Regions from separate parts of the Homo sapiens genome. Here all the other regions are linked to region 5. A link is a contact called in ENCODE Hi-C or POLR2A ChIA-PET data. All regions are on one chromosome and are shown on one strand. Each heading gives the region's core, a stretch centred on a gene start or an enhancer-like site at or near the end of the contact. The rest is flanking DNA. Distances are from core to core; before and after follow the strand shown.

Region 1 (4,422 bases), core at 1,422-3,921, 530 kb after region 5:
CACCCAGCACTTGGAAGACCACGGGGGACAGATTGCTTGAGCTCAGGAGTTCGAGACCAGCCTGGGCAACATGATGAAGCCCTCTCTACAAAAAATACACAAATTAGCCGGGGGTGATGGGGTGCACCTGTAGTCCCAGCTACTTGGGAGGCTGAGGTTGGAGGATATCTTGAGCCCAGAAGGTCCTTCACCCAGACCCTGTCTCAAAGAAACAAAGGAAAAAAAAAAAAAAAAGGACCGGGCACAGTGGCTCACGCCTATAATCCCAGGACTTTGGGAGGCTGAGGCAGGTGGATCAGCCGAGGTCAGGAGTTCAAGACCAGTCTTGCCAACATGGTGAAATTCTCTATTAAAAATACAAAAAATTAGCCGAGCATGGTGGCGGGCTCCTGTAATCCCAGCTGCTCGGGAGGTTGAGGCAAGAGAGTCACTTGAACCAGGGACGCTGAGGTTGCACTGAGCTGAGATCACGCCACTGCACTCCAGCCTGGGCAACAAGAGCGAAACTCTGTCTCAAAAAAAAAAAAAAAAAAGAAACACGTAAAGAGTGATGGCTCTCCGAAGGAACTGAATGTCTAGGGACAAAGGAATTACCTATGGTTTTTTGTTTTTGAGACAGTGTCTCACTCTGCCACACAGGCTGGAGTGCAGTGGCGTGATGTCAGCTCACGACAACCTGTCTCCCAGGTTCAAGCAGTTCTCCTGAGTAGCTGGGACTACAGGTGTGAACTATCATGCCCGGCTAATTTTTGTGTTTTTAGTAGAGACGGGGTTTCACCTGGCACCGGGTCTCCAACTCTTGACCTCAAGTGATCTGCCCACCTCAGCCTCCCAAAGTGCTGGGATTGCAGGCGTGAGCCCCCGGGCTCAGCTCTGGAATTTATTAAATATGTATCTATACCCTGACACTGCTGGTTACTGTCTATAATCCGAGTGTTTTGGGAGGCTGAGGCAGGAGAATTGCTTGAGGTCAGGAGTTCGAAACCAGCCTGGGCAACATAAGGAGAGCCCATCTCTTTAAAAACAAAACACACACACACACACACACACCAAACAAACCCATGTATTTACTGCAGACCTACTTTATTATGCACCGTGATGTTTCAAGTATCACAAACCATTACAAAGCAATATAATCACCCTCCTTCCCCCTTACTGCTTCAAACTATTGTGGTAAAAATAAATAAATAAAGCCCTGGCGTGGTGGCTCACGCCTGTAATGCCAGCACTTTGGGAAGCTGAAGCGGGTGGATCACCTGAGGTCAGGAGTTCGAGAGCAGCCCGGACAACATGGCGAAACCCCGTCTCTACTAAAAATACAAGTTCGCGTGGTGGCGCGCGCCTGTAATCCCAGCGCGCCACCACGCTGGGGGACGGAGTAAGACTCAGTCTCAAAGGCATGACGAAAATAGCAAAAATGCTTTAGTGTTATACCTGTTACGAATTTAATGGAAATTACAAGTAGGAGCCCATTACAATCTCTAGCCTTAAAATGCTGAAAACATACACAGTGTGACAATAAGTAAACTTCGAGACCCAATAAGGGGGAAAGTCCAACGTGGAAAGTATTTGGTAGGAGTGAAGAACAGAGTGACAACTGCTTAGTCCCACTGGATATTTCGCTCCTCTTCAGGAAGAATACTCCAGTTTGGGGAGGCCATATCCCGGGCCAGCCAGTTAAAATCGTCAACATCGTTCCAGTTATTTTTGCTCCTATCTAAACCAGAGCTCTCGAAGTCCTTGTCGATCTCCGGGTAGCTCCAGGTGTAAGGGGCGAACTGGATCCCACTGCAGTCCTCCACGATGGCCCTGCTGGTCACCTGCAGGAAGATGCGGGTGTCTTTCGTACTGTGTATGCGGAGCTGTTGGCAGGCCACTGCCAGCACGCAGTCACTGCAGTCCTCCAGGAAAACAGAGGTAGACACCGGACCGCAGAGCAGCTTGCAGCTGTGGGCCTTGGTTAGCCGCAGGGTGTTGGGATTTCCATACAGTCTGACCGTGCAGTTGCTCAGTTCGGTCAAAAGAACGTCGCGCTGGTGCAACTCGCTGGCTCTCTTCTCCAAGACTTGGGACTCCAGGTTGGAGAAACCGCAGACCCAGCTGGGGCCGAGGTCTCCTTCCGCCTTCTTGGGCAGCGGGGAGTCCTGTATGCTTTCAACTGCCGGGGGGATGCCAGGAGCCGCGTCTACTTTGGTAGACGAAGCAGCATCCTTTCCCCGGGTCTTGAAAGCGAAACGCTTCTTGGGCTGCAGCCCCCGGCGCCGCTCGGCCAAGGCCGCCTGCAGCCGCGCCAGCGCCTCTTGTCCCTGCCGCAGGTCGTAAGCGGCTAGGAAAAAAACTGAGTCGTTGATTAGTTTCTGCAGCCCCTGGAGCCGAGAGGCCGCCTCCTCCAGCCGCTCGACCGACTCCGCGCGCTCCAGAAGCTCTTCCACGGCCGCTCGCTCCCGAACAAAGGTGGCGACGAAAAAGTGGCTGTTCTCCTTCTCTACCTCCTGGTTCTGCCGCTTTTGTTTCCGCCTTTCAACTTCCAGCTGCCGTTCTTGTTCGCGTCTCTGAAGCCGCTCAGGCACCAGGCTCAGGTCCCGCTGGGACTCCATGTCTCCGGTCCTGACAGCAGCAGCGGAGCAACTGACGGACTCCATATTGGCTTCAAGCTTCCTCTCTCTTGTCTTCCTTCCTCCGGGCGCGCTGTCCGTGAGGCCTCCCACCAACGCGTCCGGTGATTGGCCTAACATGATGATGTCAGATCCCCGGCCTTATTTTCTTCGCCTATTGGTTCCTCTGCGTCGGAGGGGGCGGGGAGATGGGGCGGGGCCGACTGACTATGGGGGTGGGAAGACAAAGGTTCTTGTGGATGGGTGGGGTGGGAGGCAGGCGGGGGAATCTTTTTTTTCCTCTTAAAGGGGCAGGACTTATATCCGGGATTGTGGGGTGAGTTGCAGCAGCGGCAGCTGCACATGTGGGTTTGTTTATAAGAACAAGGTTAGAAACTCGCAGGCCTCCCCCTCCCCCCAGCTCCTCCCTACTACCCCCTTACAGGCCGGAGATCCGCTACTAGGGGTGTGGGTGGGAGGGATGAGTGCGTGTGGTGGGTTGGGGGGACAGGTAGTGGTGAGAAAGATGGAGCGGGGGGGAATATTGCACCGCCTGGCCCGCGCCGGAGGAAGCAGCAGCTGGAACAGCTGGCTGGGGAGCCGCTTGCATGCCTCCGGTTTTTTCTTTTCCCTTCCACCACCCCTTCCCCCAACCCATTTCTGCCTCCCCGTAGCCCTCATCCTTACCGCCCCCCTCCCCCCTATCCACTGCAGTTCGGCGCGGCCTGGGGGCTCCTGGATCCCCGCAGGCAGTTACTAGGGCAGGAGAAGGCAAGGGGCACTGCGATGGGAGAGACTGGGTTCCTCACTGCAACCTGGTTCGAGGGGCCCTGGGGGAGTCCATAAAAGGATTACTATTTTTTTGGCCAATTGCTGCAGTCGGAGGGGTGGGGGCGGGGGAAGGTGAGATCCACACCCCCTTCCTCTTTCTTCCCTGCCCTCCCCGAGCTCGGTCCCGGCCACTCCCTCCGCAGCTGGGCGTCGCCGGCCGCGCTGGGGTGAGACCCTAGCCCCGGGCTCCGTGGCTCTCTGGGGCGGTCGGTCTTAGGAAAGCGGTGGGAGAAGCGGTACATTATTTCTAGGGGTGGTGGGAGGGATTTGTCACCGGAAGTGAATGGCCTAGCCTAAAGTCGGGACCAACCCGAGGTGTGGGTGGGCAGCCAAGACGGCGCAGTCACTGGCAAAAACCCGAGGCAGCGGGCAGGGCGAGAACCCGAGACGCAGCCGCTGCCCGGGCGCGGCAGCCTCGCATGCTTCGCTCAGATCTGCGGAGCTCCCGAACCTCTTTAACCCTGCCCGCCCTTCCAACCCTAGGTTTCCTCCTTATATCCCCAGTTCCCAGCCTCCATCGTTTAAATTGGGGTATTTAACGACCCAAGAAACTTGAAATTTCACCGATCTACCTGCATTTTGATGCAGAGAAAGATGGGAGGAAACGCGAACCATTGAATTAAATCTGAGTTAAAACTGATCTCCCATTTTCACGCCCCACTCTCTTCCTTTCCTTCCCACTTAAAACAAACAAAACACACATAAATTGCTGGGCCAGAGTATTTCTCCGCTGAGAGCACAGTTCATACCGTGTGGCAGATTCCCCGCGCAGGCGGGGCGCGGGGGCAGGGGAGAGGCTTGTGTGTCCGCGTGCCTGCGTGCACCCGATGGAAAAGGGGGTGCCGAAAAACAATGGTGCTTACTCTTGTGCATAGTCATCGTTTTCACTAGTCTTGTTTTATGGGCAGATTAGGTGAGGCTTCTGTTTTTGCTTTTTTGTTTTATTTTGTTTTTTTTTTTTTTTTTTGAGACGGAGTTATGCTGTTGTTGCCCAGGC
Region 2 (5,057 bases), core at 96-2,595, 560 kb after region 5:
CCCACTCCAGGCCACGTAATGTTGTTGTTGTTGTTGTTTTGTTTTGTTTTTGTTTGAGTCTTGCTGTGTCGCCCAGGCTAGAGTGCAATGCGCGATCTCCGCTCACTGCAACCTTTGTCTCCCGGGTTCAAGCGATTCTCCTGCCTCAGCCTCCCGAGTAGCTGGGATTACAGGAGCCCACCACCACGCCCAGCTAATTTTTGTATTTTTAGTAGAGACAGGGTTTCACCATGTTGTCCAGACTGGTCTCGAACTGCTGACCTCAGGTGATCCACTCGCCTCGGCCTCCCAAAGTGTTGGAATTACAGGCGTGAGCCACCGCGCCCGGCCTGGGCCACATAATCTAAATACTTTGGATACTAGATAGTTTACAGAGAAGTTTCAACAATTTGAGATTTGAGATTAAAAATAGGTGGTAGTTATACTTGGACCAAAGAATGTTAAAAGATTGACTAGCTCTCTTTTAAGAATGAGGGGGTTATGTAATGAAAATTCCGCAAATATAGAGATAAAAGATATCTACATAAAGAGAAGGCAGTAGAAAATGAATGTTTTGAGAGTGATTTACTCTGCCTCACCTTCCTTTTAGTCACTGAAGTTTTGTTTTCCTTTTTAATGTTCACATACGGGCTTCACAGGTAAGGTTTCAAGAATTTTGGAATGGACAAAGAGTGTTGCAAAGGAAAGCTTAGTACATTTGAAAGTTAGGATGAACCAGTTATTTGCCTAATAACTAAGTTAAAAGTCGTTTTGGTTTTTAAAAAGCATATGCAAAACGTATTCACTGAGGCTTGCTCTAATTAGAGTTCTAAACAAATCTTGTAGGGTTTTTTTTTTTTGTCTTTAATCTCCCCCCTTCCCGTGTCAAGTTAAACTGGGTGGGTGGGTGGGTGTGTGTGTGTGTGTGTGTGTGTGTGGAGAGAGAGCCTGCAAGAGAATTAGCACGCACCTCGTGGATCTTAGTAATTGTTTTAAAGCCAAATAAAACTGTTTCTTGAATAAACCAATACATTTCTGAAGTTGAAAAGAATCCCAAAGGAAACGAATGAACATCCTTGCAGCTTGATTTTCCAAAAAAAAAAAAAAAAATTTTTTAAATTAAAAAAATCCTAATCTCCACATTTTTTGCCAGGCGAGAACCGAAGTTTGGAGGTAGACGAGCAGGCGAGCGGTTTGCCCGGGCGCAGAGCATGAAGGCCGGGCGGGCGCGGGGAGCGGCGCCCCGGCCCGGCGCGGGGGTGAGCGAGAGAGAGAGCGGAGCGCGTGTGGCCGGCGCCGCTCGGCCGGGAGCTCCCGCGCTCCGGCCCCCGGCCCCGCGCCCGCCGCCGCCGCCGCCGCCGCCCCTGTTGCGATGGCGCAGAAACCCCGTTGACAAGGCACTGCTTTTTCATGACGGTGAGTTTCCCTTTGAGTGTATTATAATTTTGTGATAAAAATTTCAAGGAGAAAAAAAAAACACACAACCTCCTTCCTCTGCCTCTTTCCTTCGGGGAGGGGAAAAGCGAGGGAGGGGGGGCTGGAGATCTGTCTCCAGACTGAAAAGAAAGGAGCAAATTAAACACCGAGTTGCCAAAACCAGGATATTAGGTTTCAGCCCAGAGAGCTATTGGCTAAGGCTGTGTTTTTTTTTTTTTTTTGGGGGGGGGTGGGTTTGTGGGTGGGTGATGGTGGTGGTGGGTGGATGTTTAATGGACACGGAGAAAAGGGGAATCGAGTGTTTATGCCTTTCCCAGCGCTGCCGGGGCCCCGGGAAGACCAAGTTCAGTGTCTCGGGCGGGGGCGCAGGCGGGCAGGGGGCGGCGAGGCCGGGCCGGGGGCGCCTCGGCGGGGTGGGGGCCCGGCGCCTTTCTTTTTCCTTTTTTTTCTTTTCCGCGGATGCAAATTTCTGGAGCGGGGAGAGGGAGAGCCCGGGAAGGGGGTGGCGTGGCGGTTGGTGGTGGGGAGGGGAGGGGAGGGAAGCCTTTTAATGACTCATTGATTGAGCCGGTTTAAAATTAGTTGTGTGCGCGAGTGTGAGTGTGTTTTCCGCCCCCCGGAGCCGCCGGGAGCCGGGAAGGAGGGAGCAGGGCTCGGCGAGGGGAAGACGGCGCGGCGGGGCCGCGAGCAGGGGGCAGGGAGGGCCTGGAGTGACGGCGGGCGAGGAAGAAAAATAAGCTTTTCCAATCTCCTCCCCTCTGTTTTCCCCCCCTCGTTTCTTTTCTCTCTCGGAAGCTCTAGGGTGTGAATCACATTTTCTTTCTTCTCGGCAAAATGGACCCCGCGTCTGGGGAGGGGGAGGGGAGAGGGTGGGGAGGGAGGCGGCGGAGACGGGGTTTATTTTTCATCCTGGCTTCCCCATTCCCGCCGCATCTGCGGGCGGCCGCGGCGAGGAGAGCAGGTCCGGGGTGCGGCGGGGAGAGCTCGGGGCAGGCGAGTCGCCCCGGCCCCGTTCCCGCTCCCGCTCCGAGCCCGCGGCGGCGGCGCGCACCTGCCGCGGGACTGCCCCTTCCCAGCCGCCTCGCTGCCTTTTCGAAGCACCGCCGAGGATCCGCGGCCGCGTCCGGCCGAGCCCCCAGCCGCGCGGAGGACCGGCGGCCCAGCCGGGCGTCTCCTGCGAGGCCCGCGCTGTTCGCCGCGCCGGCCAGAAGAGATGTGCGGCTGGGACGGCGCATTTTTGGCCGAGTGCGCGCGGGCGTTATGCTGTTCGCGCCCCCCCGAGTCGCCCCAAATGCGGGATATTGGGTGGGGGGGTGCGGTTGGAAGGCGCTAAGATGGCGCTGGGCCTGGCCTGTCGCCAGGGCTGGTGGCGCAGTTGCTCGGCGGGCGCCATCTTTCTCGCGGCGCGGGCGGCGCCCTCCGAGGACATCTCGATGACCAGGGCGCCGCGAGGCCCGGGGCTAGCGGGAGCCGAGAGCAGGGTGCTGAATTCTGGAGATGGGACTGGGGTCGCGCGGCCTTCTCCTTCCCCACGCCCCCAGACCCAAAAGACGAGGCCGCCGGCTCGGAGCGGGAAGGGCTGGGGCCAGCTTCTTCCTCCTAACCACTTGTTTGTGATGGAAGAAGGGGGCTGGGGGTCGAGCCTCGCGGCTGATGGGTTCCCTCCCTGACCCCGCACCCCCACTCCTCCCAGTCGAAATTGGAGGTGAGGCGCTCCTGCCATTTTCTCTCCTGCGGTCTGAGAGTGGACGTCTTTGTCTTCTCTGGCCCGGCGTGGGGGCAGGGCATTGAGCCTTTTCCTTAATTCTTCAGTTATTGAAAGTAGAGTCCAACCAGGTTACAAAACTAAAAAAAAGAGTCCAGGACATTGTCTGTCTGCCTTCCGGTAGCATGGTTCTCTGTGGGTACCCTACGCTTCGTTTCTTAGTTTTACTCTAAAACAACCCTGAGGAGACATTTACTAGTTGTCAGATTACGGGAAGGTGATGGGTTCCAGTTTTTTGAAACTTTTTTTGTTGGCTTTCATATTACTTCAAATGGCAGTGAATTAAAACAGTTTCTTAGAACTCTAATCTGAAAAGTTAAATACGCTTTAAAACAGTCTGAAACTCTTCTAAAAAGCAAAACTGCATTATTAAAAGCATCCATGTAAGTATCTGTTGGTAGTATCTATTAGAGATGGGGGAGGGGTTTAACTTTTACATTATTATTGAAAAGAGGAGGGGAAAGGTCTATAAAGCTCTGATCTCTCTAGAAGTCCACATACATGGAAAGTAAATAGTTAATTTCTAGTGTAGAAAAATAACACCGTGGTGCCAGTAGGTGTGTCCTTGTGTTTATAAATATACATAGTGGATGTTTTAGACCATTTAATGAGACCTATTATATATTGAATACCTGCTGTATGCCAGGAACTGTGCCTGATGCTTTGTATAATTTCTATTATATCAGCCCAGAAATAGTGATTTTATGATCTGTCTACCGGGGAATGAACTAACGTTCATAGAAGTATAGTAATTGTTCGAGGTCTTGCAGTTTTAAGTAGTAAAGTTGCCATTGGATCACAAAAGCTGTATTCTTCCCCCTACACCTATGGTTTCCAAATGTGAGCATCAGAATTAATTTGGGAGATGTTTTTAAATAGAGATTTGTAACATCACCTCTTCCACCATCATTTGCTAGGGCCAACTGGGTCTTTTAATAATGTGTCAGGCACTCCAACTTCTTGATGTTCAATATTGACATTCTGGCCCACCCTGCACCCGCTATATCCAAAGATCTAGTATTCCAAAGCTCTCCAGGTGATTCCAGTGACACAGACACACGTTTGGACTGTCTTGTACTATGCTATGCACTGTTCTGCTCTTTTTTGAATTGGAACATGAGAATTGAGGTCCATGTAATTTTGAGTTTCAGTAGTTTTTTGCTCACATTAGTCTCATTTTTGTTTTTCCTCTTGTAGCTGCCATTTATCAAATCGAAATTATTTCCTCAGAGAAAAAGGTTTAGGTATCCTAAGACTTTAAAATCTCAGTACGTTTTTTTTTAAAGTATGTTGTCTCATTCTATTGAGAAGTTATACAACATACAGGCTTCTAGGTCTAGCCAGGCCATCTAGTTTAGTCAAGACAGCTGTGTAACAAACGTAGCCTTGAGGCCTGGCACGGTGGCTCATGCCTGTAATCCCAGCACTTTTGAGGCTGAGGCGGGCGGATTACCTGAAGTCAGGAGTTAGAGACCAGCCTGTCCAACGTGGTGAAACCCCGTCTGTACTAAAAATACAAAAAAGCTAGCCGAGTGTGGTGGCAGGTGCCTGTAATCCCAGCTACTTGGGAGGCTGAGGCGAGAGAATCACTTGAACTGGGGAGGCAGAGGTTGCAGTGGCCCGAGACCCCACCATTGCACTCCAGTCCGGGAAACAAGAACGAAACTCCCATCTCAAAAAAAAAAAAAAGAATTGAATCCAGGATTGATCCAGAAATTGAGAATAGGGTAGAAAAGACCCTGATATAAAGACCTGAAGATAAATCCTTAAAAGAAAAGGTTGTTTCCTGAATTTTGAATTGTGGACATATCTTCTGGGTTTTGGGAAGTAGGATAGTCAAGTTATGTGGAACCTAATAGCAGAATATGGATAAAAA
Region 3 (4,676 bases), core at 1,746-4,245, 800 kb after region 5:
GAGTTCCTAACTGCCAGCCAGGAGGCTCTCTGACCCCTCACGTTCCTACCACAGGGCCACAGCCCACACAGCCCTGGGACACTGCCCTGGCCCTCCATACTCTGCTCCCTACTGGCTGTCTTGGGGGAAGGCAGCGCCTCTCTAGCTACTCAAGGGAGGGGGATGTGGGCACTTGAAGCAGGGACACCCACAGAATGGTCCCTCTTCTCCCCAAAAGGTGTTCATGCCTCCCTGTGGCTAGTACAGGCTGAGCACTAAGATGCTTAGTGCTCAGACAACCTGGGGATGCCTGTCCCCTACCTGCTCCTCACCCACAGCTACCTGAGGCTGCTCTGAGAAGTACACACAGGAATACATACGCTCCTCTATTCTTCCCTTCATCCTCATTTGAACGCCAGGTATCTCCCCTCCTCTCTCTCCCCTGCAGAGGCATGTAGGGAACAGCAGGAGATTATTCTCACCAAAGTTATGTCAAGCCCCATTGGTCCCAGAGTAGCTGAAGGGAAGCCAACCCCCCTGCAGCACAAATAGGCCCCCCAGTCCCAGCCGTGTGCTGGCAGATAGGGTTGTATTATTTCTTCTTACCCCATGCCTGACCAAGGGAGGTCAAAAGGAGAAAAGTATAGGCTGTGGACAATAACTGATGAATATAGGGCCCAGATGGACCAAGTGGGGCCGGGGAGGGATGAATAAACACCCTACCCCGTGCCCTGTCTTTGGTGAGCAGCAGCCCTGGGGTCACAGACATGGAAGGGACCACCCTGGGGCTGACTGCTTTTCTGTGCTGTTGGTTCCCAAAACTAGAAAGAAGGAAGCAGGGAGCGGTGCCCCAAGCATGGCTCCTGCCAACACCTATTTATTTCCTTGTTTGTGCTATGCTGGGCAGGCCTTCTCTTGTCCCTTATAGGTACCTTGGAGGGGCCAGGGGCTGAGGAAGGCCGGACCCAGGTTCCAGGGGCGCAGGCAGTGCGGCTTTTGGCTGTGTACATAGGGTGCTTTATTCTCCACAGAGTGATACATGCTAAGGTGGGTTGGGCTTGGACCGATGTCCCCATATGTACAGAACTGAATAAAGTGGGTCTCTGAGAAGTCTGATGTGCCTTGATGTGGAAAGGGAGACGGGGAAGATGGAAATGGACATTACAACCAGGGATGTGTTCAGTCCTGTGCTGGTTCTGGCCTGGAATGTAGGAATATAAGGCAGCTCTCACTGTGGTCACTTCCAGGCAGGGGATGCCTGCCGGGCTTGGAGGGCTTTCTGTACCACATCTTCCCACTGGGCATCCGATATCTCCCGAGCCCAGGCAGGAACCCCTGGCGCAGGCAGGCTTACTCCAGCCATTGTCCTTTTCACCAGCTCTACATGTTCTGAAATCAGAGCCAGAGGCCATTCAGGCATAGAAATAATGGGACCAGCTCCCCTCCCCAATCCCCGAATCAACCCAGAGCCCTTGGGCTGCTAGGGTCACCAAATCCACCTTGTTACTTTAAGGCAAGCCTGCCCATCCCCAAAGCTAGCAAAAGAGCATTTCACTTGGACTCTGAAGTCTACAAAATCTTAGTTTACAAACTATCTTTTTAGGATAGGGTCTTCCTCTGAAACTTCCTTCTACTGACTCATGCCAGTTCATTTCCTTAGTAATTATTCCAGAATGAAAGAATGATCTTTTACCTGGGTCCATGGGAATAGAGCTGTGGTTGTTCAACGCTGTAGCTCCCTCCTCATCTTCATCTTCACTCTCTAATGGTGGGTCTGGCAAATGAAGCCCCAGGGCCTGCAGAGCCACAGAAGACCGTTTGGGTCTAGGCTTTCAGGGAGCCCAGCTTCACCTGTTCAGGAACCATCCCTCCTCCACCCTACCTGGATTCGATCCTGGATGTCAGCAACTACATCTCCATCCCCCACTGGTGCCAGTTCCACCTCCTCTTGTTCAGGATCTTGGTTCAGGGGCTGGTAGGAGTAGCCAGCTGGGCCCGACCCCGTTTCCTCCTGCTCTTCCTCAGGCTCCTCACTGCTCCAATCCCCAGTGCCTTCTGAAGGGCCCTGATGTCCCAGTTCCTCAGTCTGATTGGGGAAGATACGCTCAGGGCCCATGGTGTCTCCTCCTAGAACTACTGTTGCCATCCGGGCAGGGGCTGCAAGAACAGGGAGGCGGTAGGACAGGGATCGGATGAAACCAGGCCCATCTTCATCCTCTCATCATCTCCTTGTAGTCTCCTGCGTGCAAAAAACCAGCTCCTCCCCGAGGCTCCTGCATCCTCCACCCCTCCGCCCCAATTCCAGCCTCTCGTTCCTCCCCCTCCTAAGTCGGGGTTCTTATCTTGAACCAGGCCCCACCAACTTGCTCCGCCACTTCCTAGTTAAACGCCCAACCGGAGGCCCTGCCACCTCCTAAAAGACACCCCTTCCAGAACCCCGGCTCCCCGCGCCACGCCTCCCCCGCGACTTGGGAACTCTGGGTCATCAGACTCCCCTAAACAGGTCGGCGTACCCGCCCCCTTCTCCCCTCTCCTAGAGGACCCCCTCTGTACCGCCTGACAGATGCCTTTCAGGCCCCATGGGCTCCCCTCAAATGGCCCCAGCTGCAGCGTCCCCCACCCGCCCCCATCCGAATCCCGGCGCCGGTGTTCCCGCGCGCCTCACCCGCTCAGAGCCCGCGGCCTCCACTTCCGGCGGGGCAGGACGTGCAGAGGTGCCTAGTCCTCCAGCCCCGCCCCATATCCATGATTGACGCTGGCGAGGACGAGGAGTCCGCCCCTTGCCCCGCCTCCGTCATTCCCAGCCCAAAAAACAAAGGACTGCATTACCCAGTGGCCTCCTCGGTCTCGACACATATTTGCACATGCGCAGAATCTCTCCTACGCCCCTGCCCACTCCTCAGCCCTCTCGTCCCTCAGGAAACGTATGGACTACAAGTCCCGAAATGCCTCCGGCACTTAGCTACGACTGCACGTGCGCGCACAGCTGCCCGCCGGAAGAACCGAGCTTGGCTGTGTTTATCTCGTTGGGGACTAAGGCGTCGGTTGGCGCGCAACGGGTTCTAGGCTGCAGGCAGCTCGAGGACCCGCGGCCCCGCCCCGGCTCGGCCTGGCAGGTAGCCTGGGATGGGTAGAAGGGCAAGGGAGAATTAGGGGGCTTAGGACGTGCTGTCTGGAGCTGGAGTGGCGGGGGAGGGGCCTGAGAGTGATGAGGTGGGGGTGGGGAGGGAGCTAGGGGGATGATGGGAAAGGAGAGTGTTAATGGGGAAAGCAGGGCTAGGGGAGGATGGCGAGGAGATGGGTAGGAGAGACCTGGTGTCTGGAGGAAGCAATGAAGGAAATGGGAAGGAAGACTGGGCCATGAAAACAGGGAAGCTGAGCATAATGGAAGGGGAGGGGTGTCTGGCGTGGTGGGCTAGGGGAGGCCGGAATGTCTGGAAGAAGACAGGGATAGAGTCATATGCAGAGAGGGGTATCGTGGTCAGTGCATGCTAATTTTTCTTTCCTTAGTGGAGGTGGGAAAATGGAGGGCTGTTGGGTGGAGCTTGGAATGGTAGGAGAAGGAAAAATGAGAAAACTGCAAAGCTCTCACGAGATCAAGAAGGGCGAGAAATGGGGAATAAAAAATGCAAGAGACCAGGCGGGTAGATACATTAAGGGAATAGAAGAAGTTTGAAAATGCTTGGTGGTGATGGAGGACTGGGGAGACCCAGGGATAAGAGGAGCCCCTGAGCGCCTGGGGGCTTGTTCTCCTTGAATTTGAGTTGTTTATATGGCAGAGAAACTAAAATTTTTTTTCTCCACCTTTGGCTGGAATTGCTTATCTCCTCTCCTGTGCATATTTTACTTTACCTTGACATATCTGAAGGGAAGAATAGAGAATATAAGGGAGGATGGAAGACTTCCATTCTTAAGCCCATCGACCTCCTAACAGTCTCCACAAGCCCAGACCCAAGATATTTTGGAGAGCGGGAGTAATGAAGTGAGAGTAGCTTCCTGCTGGGGCTATTTCAGGATGGGTCCCATGGCTATTTAAAGCTTAGGGTGTGGAGTTGGGGGAGGTTGGGTGGGTGGGACTAGCAAGCCAGCTGAAAGCCATGTCTCTTTCCTGCAAGGGGCCTCCCTTATTTGAGCTGTTTTAGTGCCTGAGGTTTTGCCTGGCCCTTTCCTCTGCCAGGGCTTCTTAAACAGGGAGCAGATGATGATACACCCAAACTCAGGAGATGCTTGCCAGCAAAAGCATTGTCAGTTGCAAGGATTTGCCTGAAAAAACCTCAGATGTACCCAGGTGTACGTGCCACTAGGTTGACAGGTTGTGTTTAAGAGACCATGACCAGCTGGGCATGGTGGCTCACGCCTGTAATCCCAGCACTTCAGGAGACCGAGGACGGTGGATCACCTGAGGTCAGGAGTTTGAGACCAGCCTGGCCAACATAGTGAGACCCCATCTCTACTAAAAATACAAAAATTAGCTGGGCATGGTGGCAGGCGCCTGTAATCCCAGCTACTTGGGAGGCTGAGGCAGGAGAATCGCTTGAACCCGGGAGGGAGGCAGAGTTTGCAGTGAGCTGAGATTGCACCATTGCGCTCCAGCCTGGGGGCAAGAGCGAGACTTCATCTAAAAAAAAAAAAAAAAAAAAAGACCATGACTTCTCATGCTGGATCTTTCTCTTGTCCTGCCCAAGGGCATTTTTTGC
Region 4 (4,781 bases), core at 544-3,043, 950 kb after region 5:
GTGGCTCATGCCTGTAATCCCAGCACCTTGGGAGACCGAGGTGGGAGGATCACTTGAGGTCAGCAGTTCGAGACCAGCCTGGACAACATGGCGAAACCCCATCTCTACTAAAAACACAAAATAACTAGCCAGGTGTGGTGGTGGGCACCTGTAATCCCAGCTATTTGGGAAGCTGAGGCAGCAGGAGAATCGCTTGAACTGGGGAGGCAGAGGTTGCAGTGAGTCGAGATCGTGCCAGTGCACTCCAGCCTGGGCGACAGAGCGAGACTCTGTCTCAAAAAAAAAAAAAAAAAAAACTCAGGGAATGGATAGCAGCATTGATGAATATTGCGTCTGGAGAGATCAGATCACTTGTCACTTGTTTCCAGGCACAGGGCTTACCAAGAGGCAGATTCCAGATTTAAATAATTCTGTAACAGCAAAGTCCAAGCTATTTTCACTGCTTTGGAGAAAAGACCCAGACCCAGAGCTTGAACCTCACTTTGCAGCACCCCAGTTCTAATCTTTTAAGTTTTTTTTTTTTTTTTTTTTTTTTTCTGCTGGGCACGGTGGTTCATGCCTATAATCCCAGCACTTTGGGAAGCCGAGGGGGAAGGATCGCTTGAGGCCAGGAGTTCGAAACCAGTCTGGGCAACATGGCAAAACCCCATCTCTACAAAAAATACAAAAATTAGGCCAGAGTGGTGGCGCGCACCTGTAGTTCCAGCTACGTGAGAGGCGGAGGTGGGAGAATCGCTTGAACCCGGGAGGCAGAGGTTGCAATGAGCTCAGATCCCGCCACTGCACTCCAGGTTGGGCGACAGAGCGATACCCTGTGTGAAACTTTTTTTTTTTTCTCCAACGGGCTTTCCAGAGAAGTGTGTGTATGTGCGTGTGTGTGCGCGAGCGTGCTTGCTTGGGCTTAAACTTTCTGTCGGGCCACACTTTCCCAAGTCTTTGCACTGGCTGTAGGGTGGGCTTTATCCTCGGGACGTCCTCCTCCCCAAGTCCAGCCTGCAGCTGGAAGTCTTCACTGATCTCCATCTCTCCTCCCTGATCTCCGTCTCTCCTCCCTGCCCGCCTCAGGACTGGGAGGCCGATCTCTCTCTCTCGCCCTCCCCTCCACCAGCCTTTTCCAGATGTATGTCTGCCAAAGACCCCCCAGTGCAGAGGATGATGAATGAAGATCCTCGAGCCAGCCCGGTGGGAAAGTTTCGTCGCCTACAAAAGCGAGGGAAAGGGAAGGGAAGTTGGGGGTAGGGGAAAAGTTAGAGCTGAGAGGCTGGGGCGCGACGAGTCTGGACACCGGGCGGGGACCCAAGCTCTCTCCGCTCAGCCAATAACTGTGCCTCCCTTAGGAAGGCGTGAGGAAATGCTCCAATCAATCCCTGCACTCCTCCCTTGGAATTTGGGCTGTATTTTTTTATTTACTGCAAACCCCACAATCCACCCAGGGGTTTCCCCAGTGTTTGCCTCCAGCGGTCCCGGTGCCCATTTACTAGTGCTGCTCCCTCTCTTCCGCAAGACTGCGCTCCAGTCCCAGCCTCCTTCTCCGCGGGTGCCTCCCAAACCGTTCTATCATTCTCGGGTTCAGGGAGGCGGAATCGTGCCTGCTCTCCGGTTCCTTTAAGAGGCGTCGGCTCCACCCCTCTCAGAGTCGCGGTCTGACGCGAGATGACAGCAACGAGTTCGGTATGTCTATGCAAATAAGCGCCCTCTTGTGGGCCAATGGGGAGCGGAGGTGCCGGAACCACGGACCAATGGGGCGGGGGCGCTGGGGCTCACCATATAAGGAGCGGCCTCGCCATAAAAGGAAACATTGTATCTCTTTATATGGGGGGAAGGGTCGGGGGATCCCTCCGCCGCCAGCGCGTGGTCCCGGCCCCCTCCACCCGCCGTCTCGGCCGCGGCCAGCAGCCCCTGCCCCCCGGGGGACGCTGACGGCCGCCCGGCGCGCCGCCCTAGCAGACGGACAGGGGGCGCTGCGCGCGGCCTGGGGCAACCCGGGCCACAGGGGCAGGAAAGTGAGGGCCCAGGTCGGCCCGGGCGTGCAGGGGCCCCGGGTTCGCAGCGGCGGCCGCGGCAGCGATAGCGGCACTAGCAGCAGCGGGAGTGCCGGGTTGAGCCGGGAAGCCGATGGCGGCGGCTGCGGCGGCTCCGATTCCTCGCTGACTGCCCGTCCGCCCTCCTGCATCGAGCGCCATGTTACCGACCCAAGCTGGGGCCGCGGCGGCTCTGGGCCGGGGCTCGGCCCTGGGGGGCAGCCTGAACCGGACCCCGACGGGGCGGCCGGGCGGCGGCGGCGGGACACGCGGGGCTAACGGGGGCCGGGTCCCCGGGAATGGCGCGGGGCTCGGGCCCGGCCGCCTGGAGCGGGAGGCTGCGGCAGCGGCGGCAACCACCCCGGCGCCCACCGCGGGGGCCCTCTACAGCGGCAGCGAGGGCGACTCGGAGTCGGGCGAGGAGGAGGAGCTGGGCGCCGAGCGGCGCGGCCTGAAGCGGAGCCTGAGCGAGATGGAGATCGGTATGGTGGTCGGTGGGCCCGAGGCGTCGGCAGCGGCCACCGGGGGCTACGGGCCGGTGAGCGGCGCGGTGAGCGGGGCCAAGCCGGGTAAGAAGACCCGGGGCCGCGTGAAGATCAAGATGGAGTTCATCGACAACAAGCTGCGGCGCTACACGACCTTCAGCAAGAGGAAGACGGGCATCATGAAGAAGGTACCAAGCCGGGGGGCTGGCCGGCCCCGGGGCCCGGTTGGGGTGGGGATGTGCAAAGGGAGCCCGGGAGGACCGCAGAGCCGAGGCGGAGGTGAGAGGCTGCGAGTCCGCAGGAGGTGTGTGGGAGGGGATGGCTCCTGCCCGGGGAGGGCCGAAGGGGAGGGGCCGCCGGGGAAATGTGGGGAGAGGGGAGATCCCGCGAACGCTCGCAACCGTGGGGAAAGGCGCAGAGGTGGGAGTGACCGGCGCCAGAGAGGAAGAGGGCCCTTGCTGAGTGAAGGGGTGAGGAGCGGTGATGGGAGGCTACGAGGCTGCCGGGGAGGTGGATAATGAGAACCCGGGATCAGTAGGTCCAGTGCACTCCGGTGTTCGGACGAGGGCGCCGGAAAAGCAGGGAGCAAACGAGAAGGTATGGAGGTGAGGAGGCTGGAGCTGCATGACAACAATGAGCGAACATGTGTGGGAGGAAGTGGGCACCACGAGAGTAGTGCTGGTTGGAAGGACAGGCAGGGTTAGGGACCAGGTAAGGGAGCGGGGCAGGAGAACTGGTGCTGCCCTGAGCAGCAGGAACCTAGTCCTGCGCCGGCCGTGAGTCTTCCATGGCATCCACTGGGAACCACATGCTCCTGGCAGGACCCGCTGCAGAATCTCCTGCCGTTAGGACAAGTGGGGTTTCCAGCCCTAGGGAGAATCTATGCTTGGATGGGGTTTGGGGGAAGTCAGGGAGGCTTGCAGAGGTACCTAGGAATTCCTCTTCTGCCAGCCAGTGAAAAGTGTTGAGGAAAGGAGTCATTTTGGGGTGTAGACGATAAGGGAAGAGATGAAAGCAGAGGAACTGGGAGACAAGGAGCTGGATCCTTGGGAACACTGGCTGGTGTTTATTTCTGTCCCATGTAGAAACCAGAGCTGCTTCCAAGGTGGTTTGCAGAACTTTGTTGGGAGAGTATGGCATCTATGGGGCCATCCTTGAAGGTCCCCTTCCTGGGCTCATGGCAGGATGTTTAGTGCTAATCTAGGTCTCGTCTCCCATCACTCCAGACACTGTTGTATCAGTGTCCCTTGTCACTTGATCATCAGTGGAGAAGATTGTGGGGGGAGGTAATTAAGGAAAACTCTCTTCTCTCCTTCCATAACCTTCTTCCCAAGACAAAGGAGTAAGGGCAGTAAAGTATTACAGGGCAAAAGGAGAAACTAGGCTGTGGCAACAAGTTGGAGCCTGTGCAGTTTCTGGAAAGAAACATGGGACAGTTGGAGCTTAAATGGTCCATTATCACTAATGTCTTGTACAAATTCCAGTGTGATAGGTAGGGATCCATCCTGGTCCCTGTGACAGTGAGAAGGGGTGAGGCTCTGGGACATTCCAGGCACTAAGCTGTGTTGGGGAGCAGCTAGCTGGGTCCTTCGTATCCCCTGAAGTTATATGTTCCATCACTGGGGGCTGTTACTGTTTGCTTGGGGTATCTTCAGGTCAATGGGGCTGCTCCTCAAAGGAGGAGCATGGGTAGTTTTGCTGCTTCCAGAGATCCTGATAGGACACCCTGCCCTCAGAGTCATTAGAGACGAAGGTCATTATGGGAATGGGGGAATGACATCACTGTATAATTCTTTTTCCAACTTCTCAAGGAAGGTAGAGATAAAAAGTTTGCTGACCTGCCCATCTCCCTCCTCACCCCTCAGGCCTATGAGCTGTCCACGCTGACAGGGACACAGGTGCTGTTGCTGGTGGCCAGTGAGACAGGCCATGTGTATACCTTTGCCACCCGAAAACTGCAGCCCATGATCACCAGTGAGACCGGCAAGGCACTGATTCAGACCTGCCTCAACTCGCCAGACTCTCCACCCCGTTCAGACCCCACAACAGACCAGAGAATGAGTGCCACTGGCTTTGAAGAGACAGATCTCACCTACCAGGTGTCGGAGTCTGACAGCAGTGGGGAGACCAAGGTGTGTTTGGGTTGCCTATGTGAGAGGAGGGAAGGGAGTGGGGTCCCTCTCCCTTTCTGGCCCAGGACAGGTGGATAGGTGCCCACCGATGTGGAGTGGAGCCGGATTAACGACCCTCGTCCTAGGGGACAGGTGTCCATCCT
Region 5 (5,001 bases), core at 1,113-3,612:
TGATCATGGCCTGGACCTCCCAGGTTCAGGTGGTCCTCCCACCCCAGTCTCCCAGATAGCTGGGACTACAGGCACGGGCCACCAGGCCCAGCTAATATTTTGTACTTTTGTAGAGATGGGGTTTCACCATATTTCCCAGGCTGGTCTTGAACTCGTGGGCTCAAGCGATCCTCCAGCCTCAGTGTCCCAAAGTGCTGGGATTTCAGGAGTGAACCACCACCTAGCCACGTTTTAAAAGCCTATTCTTAGCTTATTGTCCTTCCTCTCCTTACCCAAGATAGAGACAAATCATAACTCTATAATCTTCTTTGCACCAAAGGGGAAAAGGAAAAAGGAAATCAGGTACAACACAAAGTGGTAAGAGGTATGTGCCATTCTTCAGACAAAATTGCATAGAAAATTCCCTCCCAACAATTACACCAGTGACCCCACAATCGAGTTGTGCAAGAGGAGCAAGAATATTACACTTCTCAGTCACATTCTCCCACTATAAACCTCTGCTTTTTCTTTTCTTTTTTTTTTCTTTTCTTTTTTTTTTTTTTTTTGAGAGAGTCTTGCTCTGTCGCCCAGGCTGGAGTACAGTGGAGCATTCTCAGCTCACTGAAACCTCCGCCTCCTGGGTTCAAGCAAGTCTCCTGCCTTAGCCTCCTGAGTAGGTGGGATTACAGGGGCCCACCGCCACACTCAGCTAATTTTTGTATTTTTAGTAGAGACGGAGTTTTGCCATGTTAGCCAGGATGGTCTTGATCTCCTGATCTCGTGATCCGCCCACCTCGGCCTCCCAAAGTGTAGGGATTACAGGCGTGAGCCACCGTGCCCGGCCAAGAAGTTTTTAAATTGCATTTTTTCTTTGTATTTCTTGAGAGAGAGAGAGAGAGAGAGAGAGAGTGTGTGTGTGTGTGTGTGTGTGTGTGTTGGGGGAGTGGTGGTTTGGAAGGGAGGGCTGTCTGGGTAAATTTGTCTTAATAAAGCAGTTCAAAAATTTCAATCTCTAATACCATCTGACTTTTCTCAAGAACAGTGGTTTTCAGGCCGGGTGCGGTGGCTCAAGGCTGTAATCCCAGCACTTTGGGAGGCCGAGGCTGCCGGATCACTTGAGGTCAGGAGTTCGAGACCAGCCTGACCGACATGGTGAAACCCCGTCTCTGCTAAACATACAAATACTAGCTGGGCATGGTGACGCATGACTGTAATTCCAGCTGCTCGGGAGGCTGAGGTAGGAGAATCACTTGAACCCGGGAGGTGGAGGCTGTAGTGAGCCGAGATCGTGCCATTGCGCTCCAGCTTGGGCGACAAGAGCGAAACTCCGTCTCCAAACAAAAACAAAAACAAAAACGGTGGTCTCAAAGTGTAGTCTGAGGACGTCTGTGGGGTCTGAGACACTTTCAGGGGATCCGGGAAATCAAAACTATTTTCATAAAACCAAAACGTCATTTACAACTTTTCCACTCATTCTCTTACCAGTGTACAGTGAAGTTTTCCCGTGACAGCCTGAGGTGTGATATAGGAAAAGATTAAATACAGAAGCAGATTTGAATCTAGCTTTTATTAAGCCAGAAATTAAAGAGAGCTGCAAAAATGTAAAACATTGCTGCTCCTTACTCAGTTTGTTCAGAAAATATATTTTTCATAAAGTATTAGTTGTAACATGTAATGAGTTAGTGTTACTTTTAAATCAATATATATTCTTAAGTTTTATTTTCCAAAAAGCTAAATATAGATAGCAAAAACCCACAAAAACAAAAGCTCTCTGGAGTCCTGAACTCCGAAAGTGTAAAGTGGTCCCAAGGCCAAAAAGCAGGAGAACCGCTGCTGAAAAGTTTTTGCTCCTCCTGCAAATAACTGCGCAGAGGATATCTAACCCACTTCTCTGGCTTGAGACCTTCATCTAAATTTGGATGCCAGGAAAGCATCTCAATTTAGTTCCATGGGAAGAGTCTGATATCTTGCACCAGCTCAGCCTCTAATTTTCGCGAGGCAAATTTCCTGTCTTCTCTGAGCCTCAGTTTATTTTGCAAGCGTGAAAGGAGGGGTTTTGGAACATACGAAGTACAAAATCTTTTCCAGCTCTGACATTCTACGATTATTCTTGTTCCTATCTTTGCCTGGACTCACTAACTTATATTTAATTCCATGAGAGAATTCTGATAAAACTAGCCCCTTTCTCGTCACTTTCCTGTAAACGGCGCGAGGTGAGGGATAAATATCAGGAAAAATCCTGATGGGCAGAGCGGCTGGTGGCAGGGAAACTTAAAAGCAACTATCCCGGTCAGCCCTCCTAGTCTCCCTAGCCAATCCAGTACCTGCCAGAGGCGCCGGCACACAGCACCGAACGCTGTCCGCGCCGCCATCTTGCCGGTCCCGACCTCTCAGGATTGCTTCCGGGGTTACAGCGGCGTCCTCAGACCATAGAGTTCCGCAAAAGAAGAGAGTACATCCTCATGTTCCGGCGCTGGAACAACCATAGAGACATGAACCTGTGCTTTTTGGGGGCGGGACAGTTGGCTGGCCAGGCTGGTTTGGCTCCGGCCAGTGTCTGGATAGTTACCAAGCCCTATTAATGTTTTCACCTTTAAATTGTTGTGTGTGTATACACACACACACACACACACATTTATTTATTTACTTATTTTTTCCTTTTAGAGACTGAGTCTCACTCGGCTGCCCAGGCTGGAGTGCAGTGGCACAGTCATAGCTCACTGCAGCCTCAAACTCCTGCCTCAAGTGATCCTCCTGCCTCAGCCTCCCAAGTAGCTGGACTACAAGTGCGTGCCACCACAGCCGACTAATTTTTTGTTTTTTTTTTTAATTTTCTTGTAGAGACAGGGTCTCATTATATTGCTCTCGTTATTTTGTGGGCTGGTCTTGAATTCCTGTCCTCAAGTGATCCTCTGGCCTTGGCCTCCCAAAGGACTGAGATTACAGGCATGAACCACAAAGCCCGGACTGAAACTAGTGTATTGACACCATTTACTTCAGTACTGGAATAATGGGTGATTTATTTTCCTATTTTTGCATTTTTCAATTTTTTTTGCATTTTTCAAAATTTTAACAAAATCTATATTTAACAAGAAAAAGAAAAGTCGGCCACTACCATTGGGTCCAGTTGCCACTCAGTTACCTTATTGCAGCGGCTTTCTAATTATGGTTCTTAATCCTTTCTTCCTTCCCCACACCAATTGGAATTCCTGTGCTCCAACCATTTTGTATACCGCTGTCCTACTGATCTTTCTAAATTATTCATTTCCTTATGTTACTCTAGTATTTAGGAATTTACAATGGCTAGCTTCACTTACAACAAGCCAAAGTGTTTTGTCTAATTATTAATGTCCACCATAATTTTTTCCAAGTAAAAAGATGTATAACTGGGATTTGCTATAATAAAAACTTCTTCAGGCTGGGTGCGGTGGCTCACGCCTGTAATCCCAGCACTTTGGGAGGCTGAGGTGGGCGGATCACCTGAGGTCAGGAGTTCGAGACCAGCCTGGCCAACATGGTGAAACCCCATCTCTACTAAAAATACAAAAAATTAGTGGGGTGTCATCGTTGTGTGCCTGTAGTCCCAGCTACTCAGGAGGCTGAGGCACGAGAATTGCTTGAACCCGGGAAGTGGAGGTTGCAGTGAGGCAAGATCGTGCCACTGCACTCCAGCCTGGGAGACACAATGAGACTCTGTCTAAAAAAAAAAAAAAAAAAAGAAAAGAAAAGAAAAGGCCAGGTGCAGTGGCTCGGCTCACACCTGTAATTCCAGCACTCAGCACTTTGGGAGGCCAAGGCGGGTGGATCACCTGACGTCAGAAGTTCAAGATCAGCCTGGCCAACATGGCAAAACCCTGTCTCTACTAAAAATACAAAGTCAGGCATGGTGGTGTGCACCTGTAATCCCAGCTATTTGGGAGGCTGAGGCAGGAGAATCTCTTGAACCCGGGAGGCAGAGAGTGCAGTGAGCCGAGATTGAGATTGTACCACTGCACTCCAGTCTAGGGAACAGAGCGAGACTCCGTCTCCAAAAAAAAAACTTATTCCATTTGTGCAAATCTTTAAAAATTTATTTTTATTTTTCCTTTTACTTTCTCCTCATCTTAAAGTCTGCTTCTATAATACTATATTGTCTTTTTTGTGTGTGTGTGTGAGACAGTGTCTCGCTCTGTTGCCCAGGCTGGAGAGCACTGGCTTGATCATAGCCCACTGCAGCCTCAAACTCCTGGGGTTAAGTGATCCTCACACCACAGCCTCTGGAGTATCTAAAACTACAGGTGTTTGCGACCATTTTTTATTTTATTTTTATTGTTTTGTAGAGACAGAGACTTGCTATGTTGCCCAGGCTGGTCTCAAACTCCTGGCTTCCAGCAATCCTCTCACCTTGGCCTCCCAAAGTGCTGGTTTTACAGGTATGAGCCACTGCACTTGGCCCATTTGTTCACATTTCTAAGCTTTATTTCCCCAAAGTGCTTTCACATATGCATTTTAGCCTAATGGAAAACTCTAGCCTTATAATCAGATCTGGTTTCTAATCCCAGGCTTACCAGTTAGTTGAGTGACTTTGAGCAAGTTACTTCCTTACCCTCAGCCTCAGTTTGCTCATATGTCAAAAAAAAAAAAAAAAAAAAGATAACAGTAGTTCCTGCTTCCAATAGTTGCTTGGGAATTCAATGCAATACCAATATATGGTGTTTAGTACAATACTGCCATGTAATGATACACTATAGATGTCATCCACTATTTGTGCCATTAAGTTTCTACCTCACCTGCCTCACAAGGTTGTTGAGAAGATTAAAAATAAAAAGATCAAGTTTATGAGAATATTTTATAGCATCCAAATAAAGAACTGTACAAATATAAAGTTGTTTTTTTTTTCTCCCCACAAATAGTTATTACTACCCTATTTTGCAGGCAAGAGAACCAAAGAAGAGGCAGAATGATTTGCCCAACATCACACCTATCTAGGAGATAGAAAAGGTCTAGGAGCAGAAACCAGTTTTCCTGCCCCTCAGGCTGGCC
Region 6 (4,984 bases), core at 455-2,954, 670 kb before region 5:
AGCAGCTGTGTAAGCCTGGGCAAGTTACTTGATCTCTTTGTGCCTCAGTTTCCTCTTCTATAAAATGGAGATAATACAAATATCTCCCTCCTGGGGTTACTGTGAAGATTAAATGGCTGGTGGGTGGTACGACTCAGATGTTAGCTGTTATTTTATTCTTATGGCTATGGTTATCTCAGTTGCCACACTGGAAAGGACACTGAGATATCCACATAAATGGCACTTAGAGTCTTCCCTGCACAATTTCACACCTAGAAATCTAAAACGCTCCAGCAGGACCTAAGTATGCCTGTCCCACCTGCCCAAAAAGGCAAATACATAAAATGTGGACCTGTGCAGGTGTCACTAACATTGCAGAAAAGGGACAGAAGTGATGAAAAACAACCCAAGAGGGTGCCTCCTCTCTGAGGTCCCCTTTTCTTTCAAGGACCACTGGAACGGCCAAGAAATCCCCTCCCCCCAGGCAACTAAGCATCAATCCTTGCAGCTCCGACCCCACACCTCAGGCTTCCAGCTCCCACTCCACAGGGGCTCACATACTATGCCAGCCTCTTGTCCACCTGCCTGAGGATTTAGGGCCAGGAGAGGCTTCAAGAGCCACTGTCTTCTTGTCCTGATCCCACAACAGGATCCTCCCTTGGTCATGGGGACCCGGCATCACTGAGCTGGGTTGGGGTACTTCATGAGGACCCCTGAGGCCTCCTTCACTTCTCCCCACCCCCAACACATGCAGACAGATGGGAGATGTTTCCGGCGTGTGTGGGGCGGGGAGGGGGACGGGTATTGAGATTTCCACGGGACTCTGAGTGGTGCGTCTGCTAACAACACAGCCCTCCCCCTTGGGCCGTGGGCATTTCCTCACCCAGACCTCCCCCTCCCAACCCAAACACACCATCGCCGCCACCACCACAATCCCTCCAGTCCCCCTGGGCAAAAGCGATGTTCAGAGACGCGGGGTTTTGTTTACAATCTAATTTGTCCGGATAATTGCCTCAACTTTGCACTTCACTTTGCCCGCATGGCTCTGGCCTTGGGCCCCTTCTTCACTGGTTCGCAGAGCACTTTACGGGAAATTCCCTTTCCGCAGAGGGAGGCAGTGCGCGCCAGGGGGTGACCGTTCACAAAGCCCTGAAGGGGCCTCCCCACCTTCTACCCTCGGCTCAGGAAGCCCACCCCCAGCCCCCACGCAGTGGGGAGCAGGAGGGAGGCCAGACAGGGCCCGGGCCTGACACTGGCTCCGTCTCTGGGCCCCCGGCCACTCCCCGCGCCGAGCGCAGCCCGCCGGGAACCAGTGAACCGTGTGGGATCAGGACTTGGCCGTACCTTCAGACTCCAGGGGATGGCCGGGGTTTGCAAGCGCCCCATAGGATTAGTCCGAGGCCAGGGTGAATCCCTGGGGTCCCTCCACCTACCATCTTTTTCAGATCTGCCGCCTCACGTCTTCTCCCCACGTTCCCATTTTTCCTCCCCTAAAGTTTGGTGCACGTGGTTTTCTCTCGCTCTCAGCGGGCTGCCAGGCGGGGTGAAAGTTGCTGCACCTGCTTTAGGCGAATTATGGTAGCACTAGAAGTTGGTCTCCCCTCCCTCCGCCGCTTGCTCTCTCGCTCCCTCCTCCCTCGCTCTCCGCGCGCTCCCTCCTTCCCTCTCCACCCTCCTCCTCCCCCGCCCCCTCCCGCCCCGCCCGCGCGCCGCCCGCTCGCAGCCACTCGCAGCCCAGGCTCAGTCGCAGCCCCTCGGAGTCCGGAGCCCGCCGTCCCTGCGGACCGGACAGTGCGGCCGGCGGCCGGCGGCCGGGACGGAGCCCCCAGCCCGCGAGGAGGGCGCGGCGCAGGCGGCGGCGGCGCGGCGGGGAGGAGCCCGGGCCGGAACCAGGGCTGGGCCGGGGGCGGGGACGCCGGGGTCCGGGAGCCCGGGAGCCGGAGCGAGCTGACGAGCGTCGCGGAAGGACCGGGAAGGAAGAGCGGAGCCGGAGCGAGCCAAGCAGCCCACAAAGTGCCATGCCCCGGCGGGGTTGAGGCGCGCGGCGGTCGGCCCGGCGCGCTGGGAGGACGCCCGGGAGCTGCGCGACGCGGGGCGGCGCGGAAGGGCAGCCCCGGCGGGCGGCGGCGGGCCCGGGCTGCGACCGGAGCGAGCCCCATGCCCCGCGCGGGCTGACGGGCCGGAGCCCGCACGGAGCGGCCGGGCGGGACAGGTAGGTGGCGGGTCGGGCCCAGGGACGTGGGTGGGGGCTGGGCGGGCGACCAGACCAACTCCCTCGCTCGCGCACTCTCTCGCCCGCTCGCTGGCTCACTTTGTGTTTGCAAACTGCCCGCCCGAGACGCGCTGGGCGCCGGGCGCCAGGAGGAGCCGGGCCCGGGCCGGCGCACTTTGTTCCAGCCAGGGCCGGCCGTGGCGCACTGACCCCGCGCAGCCGCGACATTCCGCCCCTGGCCCGGGCCCCAGCGGGCCGGAGCTGCCTCGGGAACAGGTGGGGGCTGTGGCGCGGCGGGAGTGGGGGCAGCCGGAGGCCGGGGCGGGGAGGGGGGCGGCCGGAGAGGCCACCGAGGCCCGCCCTTCCCCAAGAATCTGGGCCCCGCCCCCTCCCCGCCGGGCCTCTGGGAATGGGGTGTACGGGGGCGCGACCCCCTCCCCGCCCCGAGTCAGACAAAGAATACTTCCCGGCCCAGACTTTCCAGAGCTGGGAAGGGAAGTGGCTCCCCCCAACTCTAGTCGGTACCGGACTCCCCAGGACGCGCCGGAGACAGATGAAAATGGGGGCAAGAGAGCGGGGGATCGCGGTCCTACCCGCCGTGTCGTCTCTGGTGAAGAGGGGACTTGTCTTGCTGAGGTCGCACCTCGGAAGTGCCAGGGCCAGTCAGCCCCTTTTCCATCGCTCGGTCAGCTCGGGGATAGAGCGGAAAACTTCTTGGGGACTTGAGAGCGTCTGGAAATGGCCCCTGTGATTTGTGCGCCGGAGGTGGAGGGTGGGGAAACGATCTGGCTGACACCTCTACTCACCCGCTGTGGAGAGAGCTCCCGCTTCACCACTTAAGGGGGGAAGAGAGGGCGGCCACGGGGGCCCGGAGGCCACCAGGGAAGGAGCCCGGAGTGACCGAGCAGGACCCCCCCCCGCCCCAACTGAGGAGTCTGGTATCTCCCCTGGACAACCCCAGCACCTCTCTGACCGGCGGCGCTTCAGCCTCGGGCTCCTCATCCACGCCAAACAAACTTCCTTGGGCTGCGTCAGAGCACAGCCAGTGGCGCTAGAATGCGACCTGGGGTCCCGGCCGCCCCCATAAAGGACCGGGTAATTTCGCGGAATGCGGATTTTGAGACAGGCCCAGACGGCGGCGGATTCCCTGTGTCCCCCAACTGGGGCGATCTCGTGAACACACCTGCGTCCCACCCCGATCCTAGGTTGGGGGGAAAGGGTATGGGAACCCTGAGCCCAGAGCGCGCCCCGCTCTTTCCTTTGCTCCCCGGCTTCCCTGGCCAGCCCCCTCCCGGCTGGTTTCCTCGCTCACTCGGCGCCTGGCGTTTCGGGCGTCTGGAGATCACCGCGTGTCTGGCACCCCAACGTCTAGTCTCCCCGCAGGTTGACCGCGGCGCCTGGAGCCGGGAATAGGGGTGGGGAGTCCGGAGAACCAAACCCGAGCCTGAAGTTGCCATTCGGGTGACTCCCGAGAAAGCCCGGGAGCATTTTGGCCAATGCGGGTTTTTACCTGAACTTCAGCATCTTCACCCCGGTTTCGGAGACCTGCCTAGATTCGTCCCAGCACGCACTGTTTCGGGTTCGGGATTGAGGGTTAGGGCAGCACACACAGCTTGAGGGGCAATTGTTAGGACTGGCCCGAGTGCCCGCAGAAAGAAAGAGCAGCGGGGTTGTCGTATGGCCTGTAGCTGCGGGAAGGTCTGTGCCGGTCCCACTGTCGAACCCAGAAGCTCACTTTCCACAGAAAACCAGGGCTGAAGGGCCCCCTGACCGCCATGCCCTGCGGGCACCGGGCATTTTGAGCTCTCCCCCACCCCCTCCCCCTGCTGCGAACCAGCCGGTAGGTGCAGGGGCCGAAGGCCAGGCCCAGTGGACCCAGCCGCCTGAAGGGGAGCCACGGCCTCAGAAAACCTCTGCCCGCCCCCGCGGAAAACCGCTGTGGGGAAGTCTGAAGGCCTTTTTTTTTTTTTTTTTTTTTCAACTTGAGAAACTTTTGCCTCGGGGTTTTGGGGCTCTGTTACCTGGTGGCTGGAGGGAGGATACTGGGGCTCTGCTCTTGGTACCTGGACAGCTTGTTGGCTCCCATGGTGCCCTTTCGATCTGAAACTCAAAAAACTGTGAGTTGGGGGAGTCACTCACACTCTAGTCAGTGGGGCAAGGTGGCAAGGGGAAGAGGTGGTTTTGTGGTTGCCCCCTCTCAGCCTCCACACCCAGGGCCAGGGTGAGCGCTGAATCTCTCCTGCGGGACGGGACCCTCAGGACCCACTTTATCCTGGCTCCAGCCTTGCTACTAAGTTTGGGAGACCATGGGAGCCTTCTCTCCTGGCACCAAGGGCTGGGCGCCTGGGTGGAGTTTTCTGTCCTTCTCCCTGTCCTGGACAGGTTTCCCAGGAGTTACGGAGTTGGGGAACCCCTGAGCCCTGGAGAGAGAAAGACCTGACCCCAGTGCTGGAGAACGCCAGGGCCAGAGCATTTGCAAAGGGTCCCACTTGCAAAGGGACCTGCTCCTGTCCCTTTCTGTGTAGGGATCTTCCTCACACCTAGACGCCCCCAGCCCCCTTCCTCTGCCTTTAGAGCCGAAAACTTCCGTTCTGGCTGTAGGCAGGTAGGTCCCTTCTTGCCAGGAATGTGCATATCCTGCTGGGCCCCTACCCCAAACATACCTCTTCCTTGGTGGGAGGGAAGCAGAGGGACTGGGAGAGGAAGGCTTGCTTTTGATCCAGTAATTCCCCCAAATGTTTGCTGAGCCCCTACTCTGCCTGGGCAGGTCCCAGGCTGAGTACTGGGGTACCC

Evidence for each region. Hi-C counts contacts between places; a loop is a spot of excess contacts on that map. ChIA-PET counts read pairs that join two places held with the same protein, here RNA polymerase II (POLR2A). Pooled maps may share reads with other maps.
Region 1: a loop to region 5 is called in a map of B cell, with 12 times the contacts of the local background. The contact joins the promoter of TBCC here to the promoter of MRPS10 in region 5. A Hi-C loop is called at or near these places in 1 of 168 maps with a recorded cell type or tissue (B cell), 2 of 37 single-sample maps with no recorded cell type and 11 of 50 pooled maps. POLR2A ChIA-PET finds 5 or more read pairs at or near these places in 4 of 52 experiments (A673, HCT116, activated B cell and 1 more).
Region 2: a loop to region 5 is called in a pooled map, with 3 times the contacts of the local background. The contact joins the promoter of BICRAL here to the promoter of MRPS10 in region 5. A Hi-C loop is called at or near these places in 2 of 37 single-sample maps with no recorded cell type and 5 of 50 pooled maps. POLR2A ChIA-PET finds 5 or more read pairs at or near these places in 5 of 52 experiments (A549, A673, GM12878 and 2 more).
Region 3: a map of CD8-positive, alpha-beta T cell shows a loop between it and region 5 (26-fold over the local background). The contact joins the promoter of KLHDC3 here to the promoter of MRPS10 in region 5. A Hi-C loop is called at or near these places in 4 of 168 maps with a recorded cell type or tissue (CD4-positive, alpha-beta T cell, CD8-positive, alpha-beta T cell and gastrocnemius medialis), 1 of 37 single-sample maps with no recorded cell type and 14 of 50 pooled maps. POLR2A ChIA-PET finds 5 or more read pairs at or near these places in 2 of 52 experiments (H1 and activated T-cell).
Region 4: a map of CD8-positive, alpha-beta T cell shows a loop between it and region 5 (8-fold over the local background). The contact joins the promoter of SRF here to the promoter of MRPS10 in region 5. A Hi-C loop is called at or near these places in 2 of 168 maps with a recorded cell type or tissue (CD8-positive, alpha-beta T cell and naive thymus-derived CD4-positive, alpha-beta T cell), 2 of 37 single-sample maps with no recorded cell type and 10 of 50 pooled maps.
Region 6: a pooled map shows a loop between it and region 5 (5-fold over the local background). The contact joins the promoter of FOXP4 here to the promoter of MRPS10 in region 5. A Hi-C loop is called at or near these places in 2 of 37 single-sample maps with no recorded cell type and 7 of 50 pooled maps. POLR2A ChIA-PET finds 5 or more read pairs at or near these places in 1 of 52 experiments (activated naive CD8-positive, alpha-beta T cell).

Annotation. Positions count from the first base shown.
Region 1 is chr6:42,743,432-42,747,853 of GRCh38, forward strand. TBCC (tubulin folding cofactor C) reads right to left here and starts at 2,672. Exons shown (of 1, transcript NM_003192.3): 1 at 1,067-2,672. The coding sequence starts at 2,642. The coding sequence ends at 1,602. It also overlaps a transcript of BICRAL not described here. RefSeq lists enhancers at 2,161-2,320, 2,381-2,460, 2,491-2,700, 2,765-3,728, 4,115-4,164 and a silencer at 3,671-3,730.
Region 2 is chr6:42,780,707-42,785,763 of GRCh38, forward strand. BICRAL (BICRA like chromatin remodeling complex associated protein) reads left to right here and starts at 1,346. Exons shown (of 13, transcript NM_001393499.1): 1 at 1,346-1,395. It overlaps LOC401261 (a long non-coding RNA gene), which reads left to right and starts at 2,790. Exons shown (of 2, transcript NR_134654.1): 1 at 2,790-4,625. RefSeq lists enhancers at 2,155-2,844, 2,701-2,890, 2,845-3,534, 2,911-2,980 and a silencer at 2,281-2,620.
Region 3 is chr6:43,011,254-43,015,929 of GRCh38, forward strand. KLHDC3 (kelch domain containing 3) reads left to right here and starts at 2,996. Exons shown (of 11, transcript NM_057161.4): 1 at 2,996-3,095. It overlaps MEA1 (male-enhanced antigen 1), which reads right to left and starts at 2,693. Exons shown (of 4, transcript NM_014623.4): 1 at 2,533-2,693; 2 at 1,862-2,136; 3 at 1,673-1,775; 4 at 1-1,368. The coding sequence starts at 2,560. The coding sequence ends at 1,217. It overlaps PPP2R5D (protein phosphatase 2 regulatory subunit B'delta), which reads left to right. Exons shown (of 16, transcript NM_006245.4): 16 at 1-1,089. The coding sequence ends at 33. RefSeq lists enhancers at 361-861, 2,825-2,944 and a silencer at 2,565-2,614.
Region 4 is chr6:43,169,476-43,174,256 of GRCh38, forward strand. It overlaps SRF (serum response factor), which reads left to right and starts at 1,794. Exons shown (of 7, transcript NM_003131.4): 1 at 1,794-2,694; 2 at 4,372-4,638. The coding sequence starts at 2,182. RefSeq lists enhancers at 998-1,727, 2,754-3,722, 3,013-3,222 and a silencer at 1,703-2,282.
Region 5 is chr6:42,215,499-42,220,499 of GRCh38, forward strand. It overlaps MRPS10 (mitochondrial ribosomal protein S10), which reads right to left and starts at 2,363. Exons shown (of 7, transcript NM_018141.4): 1 at 2,304-2,363. The coding sequence starts at 2,351. RefSeq lists enhancers at 475-1,077, 1,078-1,679, 2,251-2,530.
Region 6 is chr6:41,544,677-41,549,660 of GRCh38, forward strand. FOXP4 (forkhead box P4) reads left to right here and starts at 1,705. Exons shown (of 17, transcript NM_001012426.2): 1 at 1,705-2,191. FOXP4-AS1 (FOXP4 antisense RNA 1) reads right to left here and starts at 3,945. Exons shown (of 2, transcript NR_126415.1): 1 at 3,702-3,945. RefSeq lists silencers at 1-9, 1,052-1,321, 1,652-2,331, 2,402-2,581, 2,872-3,021 and an enhancer at 1,392-1,501.